Linked DNA regions of Homo sapiens: region 2 is linked to region 1. The links are chromatin contacts, found by Hi-C or POLR2A ChIA-PET in ENCODE. All regions are on one chromosome and are shown on one strand. The core of a region is the stretch at or near the end of the contact, and the rest is flanking DNA. Distances in the headings are between cores, read along the strand shown. Region 1 holds the start of TRAFD1 (TRAF-type zinc finger domain containing 1). Region 2 holds the start of C12orf76 (chromosome 12 open reading frame 76).

The links. Hi-C counts contacts between places; a loop is a spot of excess contacts on that map. ChIA-PET counts read pairs that join two places held with the same protein, here RNA polymerase II (POLR2A). Pooled maps may share reads with other maps.
Region 2: a loop to region 1 is called in a pooled map, with 7 times the contacts of the local background. The contact joins the promoter of C12orf76 here to the promoter of TRAFD1 in region 1. A Hi-C loop is called at or near these places in 4 of 50 pooled maps. POLR2A ChIA-PET finds 5 or more read pairs at or near these places in 2 of 52 experiments (HEK293 and T-cell).

What each region holds. Positions count from the first base shown.
Region 1 is chr12:112,123,354-112,129,122 of GRCh38, forward strand. It overlaps TRAFD1 (TRAF-type zinc finger domain containing 1), which reads left to right and starts at 2,207. Exons shown (of 12, transcript NM_006700.3): 1 at 2,207-2,265. RefSeq lists enhancers at 1,932-2,226, 2,204-2,253, 2,664-2,733.
Region 2 is chr12:110,044,991-110,050,759 of GRCh38, forward strand. It overlaps C12orf76 (chromosome 12 open reading frame 76), which reads right to left and starts at 3,532. Exons shown (of 2, transcript NM_001389625.1): 1 at 3,373-3,532. The coding sequence starts at 3,505. RefSeq lists a silencer at 3,241-3,300 and an enhancer at 4,221-4,480.

The sequences.
Region 1 (5,769 bases), core at 957-3,456:
TTTTTTGAGATGGAGTCTTGCTCTGTCACCCAGGCTGGAGTGCAGTGGTGCCATATCAGCTCGCTGAAACCTCTGCCTCCCAGGCTCAAGCAATCTTCTCACCTTAGCCTCCCAAGTAGCTGGGACTACACGCATGAGCCACCACGCCTGGCTACATTTTTGTATTTTTTGTAGAGACAGGGTTTTGTTATGTTGCCCAGGCTGGTCTGGAACTCCTGAGCTCAGGCGATCCACCCACCTTGACCTGCCGAAGTGCTGGGATTGTGGGCGTGAGCCACCATGCCTGGCCAAAAACTAGAACCAGCTCTAATGTTTGTCAGTATAAATTGTGGCATATCCATGTGCTATGCTACTTGGCACTGAAAAGGAATAGACTTGATATTATCAACAGCATGGATAAACCTCAAAAACATTATGCTGAGTTAAAACACCTTATTCATAAAAGAACACACTATATGGTTATCTTTTTTCTTTATATATACTTAATACATTAATATACTTAATTCATATTAATACACATTTTTTCTGATTGCTTTTTAACTGTTAATGATTGTGCTTTCTTTTGAACTCCAGTAAGTTTTGTTATTAAAATGTAACATACAATGTAAAGTGCTTAAGATATAGGTGTGTAGCTTAATAACTATTTACTAATTAATCCATCTGTGTTAATCACTTTGCTGATCAAGATATAAACATTTCTAGAAAATCTTTCTCATATCTCCTTACAGGCTATATACCCTCTGAATGGAACCAGTTACTTACTTCTCTCACTTTAGGTTAATTTTCCCTGGTTTTAAACTTTATATGTTTGGAATCACACAAGTTATATTGCATATTTAAGCTAAATATTTTATCTTGTTATAAATATTGCTTTGAGACGGAGTTTTGATTTTGTTGCCCAGGCTGGAGTGCAGTGGCTCAATCTCGGCTCACTGCAACCTTCACCTCCTGGGTTCAAGCGATTCTCCTGTCTCAGCCTCCCAAGTAGCTGGGATCATAGGCGCCTGCCACCACGGCCAGCTAATTTTTGTATTTTTAGTAGAAACGGTGTTTCACCATGTTGGCCAGGCTGGTCTTGAACTCCTGACCTCAGGTGATCCACCAGCCTCTGCCTCCCAAAGTGTTGGCATTACAGGCGTGAGCCACCGCGCCCAGCCTGTTAGATGCTTTTCTTGCTTAGTACTATCTCATTAACATTTTGCAATTATATTATATTATATTATATTATATTATATTATATTATATTATATTATTTTTGAGACGGGGTCTTTCTCTGTCCCCCAGGCTGGAGTGCGGTAGCATGATCAGGGCTCACTCCAGCCCTGCCTCCTGGGCTCGAGGGATCCTTCCACCTCAGCCTCCCAAGGAGGTGGAACTACAGGTGCGTGCCACCACGCCTGGCTAATTTTTGTATTTTTTTTGTAGAGATATGGTTTCATTATATTGCCCAGGCTGGTCTCTAATTCCTGAGCTCAAGAGATCCACCCGCCTTGGCCTCCATATTTTGCAATTATAATCTGCAATGGAATCATAATTTTAAATTGCTGTATTGTTTGTAATATGTGCTTGGTTATACTTATATAATTATAAGTTGGTTTGTAATATGTGCTTGGTTATACTTATATAATTATTCTCTCCTTTATTATACATGAGGTAAGAGAAGCTCAGGGAATCCATTCAGGCAGCAAGTGGAGAAACTAGCTCTCAAACCTGCATCTCAGGCTCTCATTCTTCCACTGCAAAAAAGCAAAGTGCTCAAAAAATATGGTCACAGATCTGCAGAAGTCTTGCACAAGGGCATTATCATAGCAATAAGAATGACTAATAAGTATTAACGGCCCATGAGAAAAGAACAAATACCATTAATTATCTCAATATATTAAGCATATTAGTAATGTTTGTACAGAATTATTCATGCAAATATTATTAGCCTGTGTCGGGGACAGTTGCTAAACTCAGCAACAGGCTCACAGCTCAGCTTCGTGCCTCTGGTTCCAGATGTGCAGGGGCCAGGGCTTCCAGGGACACGCCCCCGTGGGCCTCCAGGGAGCCAATCGACGCGCAGAAGGCGGGGCCCTGGGAGCGACAACGGTGTTATCCAATGGGCCGACAGCTGGAGCCGCCCCTGGCCAATGGGCGCGCTCCTCCGCGATGGGCGGAAGTGGTGAGGCAGCTCTGAGGGCCGTTGTTCAGTGCGGGGTCTGACAGAGGAGGCTCCGTGTCTGCAGCTAGTGTGTCAACTCAGCGTTTCTCCTCTCGTCCCTGGTGAGGTGTAGCGGCGGCACGCGGCTGGAGATCCCCTGTGGCCTCCAGTTTAGGAAGGGTCCAGCATCCCAAGGGAGGGGTGTGTGGGCGAGGGGTCTCTGGGCCCGGGGTCGCGGCTGTGAGGAGAGGATGCCCGCGCGGCGGCATCTCAGGCACCTGGAGGAGGCCGCGCTTTCTCCTCAGGGAACCGGCGCCTTGGCAGCCCCCGGCGACGCCGCCCCCTTCGCGGCCTAGGTTGGTCTGGTGAGCCGGGAAGCGGGCGTCGTTCGCAGCGCCGCTGTGACCACCGCGTCCCGGGCGGAGCTGGGCTCAGTGCCGGCCTGGGCCTAGAGTCCGAGCCTCGAGCTGCCGGCGTGGGGGGTCGCGAGTGGCCTAATGCGGCCTCGAAGCCGAAGGACCCGAGTCCGAGCTCGCACTCCGACCCGCTGGTGCTGTGGAAAACTCAGGTGGCCTTCCGCTTTCGTAGCCTCTAAAGTGGGGACCAAGACTTTCACCTCTTAGGATTGTAGTCGGGATTAAAAGATTTTCCCGGTAAGCGTTTGGCAACTGCTATTATTTGAGAAGCCGCTTACTTCTTCACTCCCCATCACCGACCTTCCTGGGGACGGGGGCGATTGGAAACTGCCTTGGGGTATCTGGACCCGGCAGGGGAAGCTCCGCCGCCTCGGGCAGAGGGACGGTCCCCTCTGCGGACTAGAGAGATCTAGCTGACCCCCAACAGGCTCCTTATAAGCTTGAAGACTTTTCTGTGCCTCAACTCTTCCGTGCATTCGCCCGTTTCCTTGACCCTTTGAAGTATTGTCAGTCCTCTGCCTGAAGAATCTGAGGCCCAGAGAGGTTAAATCTGGCAGAACCAGCCAGACCTTGACCCCCAGAGGGGGACCCTGCAGGCTACCCCCAGTCTCCTTGCATCTAGAAAAGCAAGCACCTGCTACATCTGAGCTCTGGCCTTAGAGTTGGCCAGAGTGGGCTGGAATAGAGCACACCTGAAATCAGTCGGACAGCCTTCCTTAGTTGCCATTTCATATCAGAGTGAATATCTTTTTTTTTTTTTGAGATGGAGTCACCTTCTGTTGTTCAGGTTGGAGTGCAGTGGCGAGATCTCAGCTCACTGCAGCCTCCGCCTCCTGGGTTTAAGTGATTCTCTTGCCTCAGCCTCCTGAGTAGCTGGGATACAAGCGCCCGTCACCACGCCCAACTAATTTTTGTATTTTTAGTAGAGACTTGGTTTTGCCATGTTGGCCAGGCTGGTCTCGAACCCCAGACCTCCAGTGATCTGCCCACCTCGCCCTCCCAAAGTGCTGGGATTACAGGCGTGAGCTGCTGCGCCCAGCCCAGAATGGGTGTCTTGAATTATGTCATTCCCTAGTTTAAAGCCCTTCAGTGGTTTACCATTGAGCTTGGAATCGAATCCAATATTCTTTCTGTCTGATATGACAAGACCTTCTTGAGTCATTCCCCTTTTTTATTATGCTCTTCCAGATCTGCCTTTACTTTCTCTTTCATTGCTTTTAGGCCTTTTGCCCTTCCCACTGCCTGGATGGATTTCCCCGCATTCCCATCCTCTATCTTTGTCTTTTCGTGGTTGGCTCTTGTACTTCAGTTCTTAATTTAAATGTCGTCTCCCCAGAAAGTTCTTCCCTGACCACTCTTATCTACCTAAAGTAGATTTGCCTCTATTCCGCCCCCATTTATTTGTCAGTATACTTTTCCATCACAATACTCAAGTTATATGTATTTTTTTGCTTATTGTTTTTCTCTACCACTAAATCGCTTTATCAGAGACTATATTTCCTTATTTTGTAAAGTATTTTTAGTGCCAGGGCACAGTGGCACACAGTATGGTCTTCTTTTTCTTTGAGACAGGGTCTCACTCTGTCACCCCGGCTGGAGTGCAGTGGTGTGATCACAACTCACTCACTGTAGCCTCGACCTCCTGGGCTCAAGCCTCCCAAGTAGCTGGGACTACCTCAGCCTCCCACCCCAGCCTCCCAAGTAGCTGAGATTACAGGCATGTGCCACCATACCCACCTAATTTTTTGCTTTTTTGTTTTTTGTTTTTTTTGAGAGGGAGTCTCGCTCTGTCGCCCAGGCTGGAGTGCAGTGGCGTGATCTCGGCTCACTGCAAGCTCTTTTTAGTAGAGACTGGGTTTCACCATGTTAGGCAGGATGGTCTCGATCTCCTGACCTTGTGATCCACCTGTCTCGGCCTCCCAAAGTGCTGGGATTACAGGCATGAACCACCGCACCCGGCTGCTTATTTTTTATAAAGGCAGGGTCTTACTATGTTTCCTGGCTGGCCTTGAACTCCTGAGCTCAAGTGATCCACCCACCCCAGCCTTCCAGAGTGCTGGGATTACAGGTGTGAGACACTGCACCTGGCCCACAGTATTGTCCTTTTTTTTTTTATTTTTATTTTTTGAGACAGAGGCTCACTCTGTTGCCCAGGCTGGGGTGCAGTGGTGTGATCCTGGCTTACTGCAACCTCCACCTCCCGGGTTCAAGCAATTCTGCTTCAGCCTCCCTAGTAGCTGGGACTACAGGCACCCGGCTAATTTTTTTATTTTTAGTAGAGAGGTGTTTCGCCATGCTGGCCAGGCTGGTCTTGAACTCCTGACCTCAAGTGATCCGCCCACCTCAGCCTCCCAAAGTGCTGGGATTACAGGCATGAGCCACTGGACCCAGCCTCAAAGTATTGTCTTAATTAAGCATGTTGAACAAATGACTAAATACATGTTTTGAAAAGTGGCAACTCGCTTGATAATGCCAAAACCTTTAAAGAACCCTACTGGGGGCAGGATTTAAGACCATTTTTGTATCATGGAAAGGAATAATCTAAACTAAACAATGGTAGTAAAGTTGCCAGTGCTTTGCTTTCTGCATTGACATCTTGTTTAAAAAGCAGGAGAAACTTTATAGTGAAGAAATTTGGCAGACACCATATCAACTATGTGATCATGGTTTACATCAATAGTAAAATAAGACTGTTGACATCATGTACCTTCTGATATAAGGCACTGAGATGAGCACAACATGATTTCTATGGTGTTCTTGCCAAAAATATATAACCTGAATTTAATCATGAGAAAATATCAGACAAACCCAAATTGAAGGATATTATATAAAATAACTAGCTGGCTGGGCACGGTGACTCATGCCTGTAATCCCAGCACTTTGGGAGGCTGAGGCTGGCTGGTGGATCATATGAGGTCAGGAGTTTGAGACCAGCCTGGTCAACATGGTGAAACTCCATCTCTACTGAAAATACAAAAATTAGCTGGGCATGGTGGTGCACACCTGTGGTCCCAGCTACTCAGGAGGCTGAGGTCGAGGTTGCAGTGAGCCGAGATCGCAGTGAGCCGAGATCGCACCACTGCACTCCAGCCTAGACAGCAGAGTGAGACTCTGTTTAAAAAAAAAAAAAAAAAAAAAGCCAGTATGCTTAACAAGGTCATGAAAGAGAAGGAAAGACTGAAGAACTCTCCCAAATCAAAGGAGATTAAC
Region 2 (5,769 bases), core at 2,282-4,781, 2.1 Mb before region 1:
AAGAAAAGAAAATTCATCTTTTTTTGGTGAGTGAGGGGGAAGAAGGAAGGAGAAGGTGACAAAGACAGCATGTCATAACTCCAAAGGCCAGAAGTAATTTTAAGATCTTTGTCAAACAAAATCTCCAACCTACGTGAACTAAATGTCATGTCTTAAAATAGCCCTTGTTAACTGAATACCTGCCCTAATTTTCAAAAGTCCTGAATTCTGAGTTTCTATGGTTTGGACTACAATTGGACTTAAAGTTGTCTTATTCCATTTAAGAACATTTTCTTGCATCTCGCATTTTGGAAGAACTCCAAAAAAAATTTAAAACTCTCGGCTGTGCGCAGCGGCTCAAGCCTGTAATCCCAGTGAGAGGCCAAGGCGGGCGGATCACAAGATCAGGAGATCGAGACCACTCTGGCTAACGTGGTGAAACCCCGTCTCTACTAAATATACAAAAATTAGCTGGGCATGGTGGCGGGCACCTGTAATCCCAGCTACTCGGGAGGCTGAGGCAGGAGAATCACCTGAACCAGGGAGTCGGGGGTTGCAGTGAGCCAAGATCGCGCCACTGCACTGGCCTGGCAACAGAGCGAGACTCCATCTCAAAAAAATAAAAAATAAAAAACTTAAAACTCCCAAAGCAGGAATGCAGAAGATTGGAATTGGGGAATGGAAATCTACCTTTAAAAAATAAAAAAGGCCAGGCGCAGCGGCTCACACCTGTAATGCCAGCACTTTGGGAGGCCGAGATGGGCAGATCACTTGAGATCAAGACTTCGAGACAAGCCTGGCCAACATGGAGAAACCCCCTCTGTACTAAAATTACAAACATTAGCCGGGCACGGTGGTGGGTGCCTGTAATCCCAGCTACTTGGGAGGCTTAGGCAAGAGAATCACTTGAACCTGGGCGGTGGAGGTTGCAGTGAACCAAGATCATGCCATTGCACTCCAGATTGGGCAACAGAGTGAGACTCCATATAAAAAATAATAATAAAAATAAAGTTTAAAAAGGAGCTTAAAACCATGAGTTGTTAGGTACACAATGGCCATGCATTTGGGGCCTGATCAATTCTCCCAGTCGTCATCTTTTCACTTCTCCCTACACTTTGCATGCAGTGACAGTTGCCTGAATTGCAGGCCCAGGCAGAACCTTAAAAGAATGTTTTAGGGCGGGCGTGGTGGCTCACACCTGTAATCCCAGCACTTTGGGAGGCCACAGTGGGCAGTTCATGAGGTCAAGAGATCGAGACCATCCTGGCCAACATGGTGAAACCCCATCTCTACTAAAAATACAAAAATTACCTGGGCGTGGTGGCACACGCCTGTGGTCCCAGCTACTCAAGAGGCTGAGGCAGGATAATTGCTCGAACCCAGGAGGCGGAGGCTGCAGTGAGCTGAGACCGCACCACTGCACTCCAGCCTTGGCAACAAGAGCAAAACTCCATCTCAAAAAAATAAATAAATACCAACTGTACGGAACTGTCTAGGACAGCATTTCTCAAACTATCTATGGCAAAGGAGTAGTTTTTATAATTTCTAGTCTGTCCCAGACCACTACATAGCCCTACTGTGCATGACTAATAACCAGTTCCCTTCATCTGCAAAGCATTCCAGTTCAGAGACACCTAGAACTGGTCTCTAAGTGCTTGGATGTTGCAACAATGTCAAACTGTTAAGTTTCTAAACACTCTCAATTTCTGTAGTCATCTCTTTGCAGATAACATAGTTTGCAGACTCACACTGGTCTGCAGACTACCCTTTGAGTAGTACTGTTCCACAGCAGTGGGTATCCAATGGGGATTTGGCGTACCGTGGACATTTGGCAATGTCTGGAGAGATTTTGACTATCTTGATTAGGAGTAGGGGGTGCTACTGGTATCTAAAGGCTGGGGATGCCACCAAACTTCTTACAGTGTTTATCATAGCCCCCCCACTGCCCCTCGCCCCCTGAAATCATTTATCCAACATGTCGTAATATCCAGGTTGAGAAACCCTGTTCTGAAGGATCGAGTGGGATAATGTGTGGAAACTATTTAGTAGAGTGCTAGGTACACAGTAAGTCGTCAACACATGGCAAACACTGAGTTCATGTAGAGTCAAGATAATCCAAAATGATACTAATAGCCACTTTGTAGATATACAGATGTACCAAGGAGATACAGTGGGAAGGGAAGACTTTGGCGAGGGGCAGATTTATTGTGAAGTTTGCCAAGCTTTAAGTTCCAGAACTCCTTCCAAAGCCAAAGCCATGCACACACACATATTTACGCAGCGTGTGTGTGTGTTGAAGATATCCTCCCACAACTTATGTTTCAAGCCCCCAAACAGGTTCTAGTATTGGCCTCATCATTTCCTAGCTATGTAACTTTGGGCAAATAACTTCACTTCTCTGAGTTTCATTTTCCTTATCTGAAAAATAGAGCTGCAACATCAGGTGCGGTGGCTCACACTTGTAATCCCAACACTTTGGGAGGCCGAGGCAGGAGGATTGCTTGAGCCCAAGAGTTCGAGACCCCCACCTCTACAAAAAGTAAACAACAACAACAACAAAATGAGCCAGGTGTGGTGGTGCACGCCTGTAGTCCCAGCTACTCGCCCGGGATGCTGAGGTGGCAGGATCACTTAAACCCAGGAGGCCGAGGCTGCAGTGAGCCAAGATCGTGCCACAGCACTCCAGCCTGGGTGACAGAGGAGACACTATTGTAAAAGAAAAAAAAAGGGCTGCAAACCGTACGTTTCTCATTAAGTTATTGTAAGGCTCAAATGAATTCGCGTATACAAAGTGCGTAGCACAAGACATGGGATGTAGGAAATGCTCAAAAACTGTTATCATTTTTGCAATAAATACTGGCTCCTCTGGGAAAGAAGAGGGGTGGGGTAAATGATGTGCCTTGTTGCCTAGCCTGAGCCCACACTGCCAGAGAGGAGAGGACCCAGAATGAGACCCAGGTCTCCCGATTGCAGTTCATTCATGGGCAAGCAGTACATATTGAGAGCTTACTGGACACCATGCCAGGCTTGAGACCAGCCTGGCCAACATAGTGAAACCCCATCTCTACTAAAAATACAAAAATTAGCCAAGTGTGGTGGTGTGCGCCTGTAATCCCAGCTACTCGGCAGGCTGAGGCAGGAGAATTGCTTGAACCTGGGAGGCGAAGGTTCTGGCACATATTGAGCACTTGCTGAGAGGCAAAGTTCAGGCCTTCTGCCCCAGGCTTTTGGAGAGGGAGTCTCGGGGCCCCCTGAGGGGCCTCACCTGCACCCCCCGCACTCACCCATCTCCCCACTCTATCCCCTGTCCGCTCCGTACATGCCCGGCTCCAGCACCCGGAGCAGTGAAAGCTCAGGCACTACCCGCCGCCCGCCAGCCCGAGGGCCGCTCACCCAGGTTCTGCCCTCGCAGCACCGCGTACGGCCGGCTCCGCTCCAGCGGATCCACGGGGCTCGGGGCCTCTGCCTCCCCCACCAGGAGGCTGCAGAGGCCAAGGTACAGCCACGGTAACGCTGGACGCAGCATCTTCCCCAGCCCTGCAGAAGCAGAGAGGCCACTTCCGTCGCAAGCCCTGCCTCTGTCTCCTCCCAGGTCTCTCTGCGTCGCTGCCACCGCCCTTAGGGCGCGCGTCATTGCCATGGTAACTGTGCGTCCTGGTCTAAGTTCCGCTTCTGCCTAAGATTTGTTCCGGATTAACGTTCCTCAATAACTAATGTTTCCCCCGGACCAACTTTCCGTTCAGATCAACTTTCCGTCTGTGCCAACGTTCGCCGCGATTACCGTTCTGCTGTGGTTAGCGTTCCCTCATCCATTGGGGTCGAGGTCTTGTAGGTCCATTTGGGGCCTATTGAAGATTTTTTACGAATCCATGCATTTTCTTATTAAACCTTCATTACGGGCCTGGAAAATAGATACTGTGTTTCTATAGTACAAATGCCATCTTCTCAGGGAGCCCTTGCCCAGACATCCTTTTCTAAAATTGCAACCCTCCCTTTCCCTTAATGTACATTCTCCCTACCTTCGTTCTCTTCCATTCCCCCCATTCACTTTAGACTCATCACCATTTACCTTATACATTTAACGTACATTTGATGATTTTCTGAGGACCTGCTCCGCCCTAGCATGTAAAGTCCACGAGCACAGCGATTTTGTTCTTGCTCTCTGCTCTGTCCCAGAGACTGGGGGAGAGAGAGACCCTCTCATTTTGTTTTATATTGTTTTATACTCAGTACCTGTTTTAAGAAGAAACAACAAGGAAGTGAAACCAAAGACGGGCAGCCCGGCGCCAGGCCCGAAACCAGGCCTGGGCCTGCCTGGCCTAAACCCAGTTTCATGTGTGTGAAGAGACCACCAAACGTGTGTGAAGAGACCACCAAACAGGCTTTGTGTGAGCAACATGGCTGTTTATTTCACCTGGGTGCAGGCGGGCTGAGTCCGAAAAGAGAGTAAGCAAAGGGTGGTGGATTATCATTAGTTCTTACAGGTTTTGGGATAGGCGGTGAAGTTAAGAGCAATGTTTTGCGGGCAGGGGTGGATCTCACGAAGTACATTCTCAAGGGTAGGGAGAATTACAAAGAACCTTCTTAAGGTTGGGGGAGATTACAAAGTACCTTAAGGGTGGGGGAGATTACAAAGTACATTGATCAGTTAGGGTGGGGCAGAAACAAATCACAATGGTGGAATGTCATCAGTTAAGGCTATTTTTACTTCTTTTGTGGATCTTCAGTTACTTCAGGCCATCTGGATGTATACGTGCAAGTCACAGGGGATGCGATGGCTTGGCTTGGGCTCAGAGGCCTCACACCCAGTAGCTAAAAATCAACTCATAACTTAGAAACCGATGTTATTCATAGATTCCAGACATTGTATAGAAGAACGTTGTGAAACTCCCTGCCCTGTTCTGTTTCTCTCTTACCACTGGTGCATGCAGCCCCTGTCACGTACCACCTACTTGCTCAAATCAATCACGACCCTTTCATGTGAAATCTTTAGTGCTGTGAGGAGCCCTTAAAAGGGACAGAAATTGTGCATTCGGGGAGCTCGGATTTTAAGGCAGTAGCTTGCCGATGCTGCCAGCTGAATAAAGCCCTTCCTTCTACAACTCGGTGTCTGAGAGGTTTTGTCTGCGGCTCGTCCTGCTACAAGACTAGAAGAGTAGCATATTATATTCAGTAACTGTTTGCTGAATACATGAGGGAATTGAGCTAAGTGTTTGGCCCAACACTGCACACACAAAGTGGCAGAGCTAGAATTTGACCCAAGCATAGTTTTGAATCTGGAGGCTTTACCACCTCACACATTGCCTCACCTCCTGAAGGTTTGATTTGTAGTGGGATTAGTATCATTCACCTCACAATGGATGTGCAATACAAATGTCAGAGGCGTGTGAACCAGAGCAACTCCATCTTAAATAGGAGCTGGGTAAAATGAGGCTGAAACCTACTGGGCTGAATTCCCAGACGGTTAAGGCATTCTAAGTCACAGGATGATATAGGAGGTCAGCACAAAATACAGGTCATAAAGACCTTGCTGATAAAACAGGTTGCAGTAAAGGAGCCTGCTATAAACCACCAAAACCAAAATGGTGACAAGAGTGACCTCTGGTCGTCCTCACTGCTACACTCCCAGCAGCGCCATGACAGTTTACAAATGCCATGGTAATGTCAGGAAGTTACCCTATATGGTCTAAAAGGGGGAGGCATGAATAATCCACCCCTCGTTTAGCGTATCATCAAGAAATAATCATAAAAATGCCTAACCAGCAGCCCTCGGGGGCTACTCTGTCTATG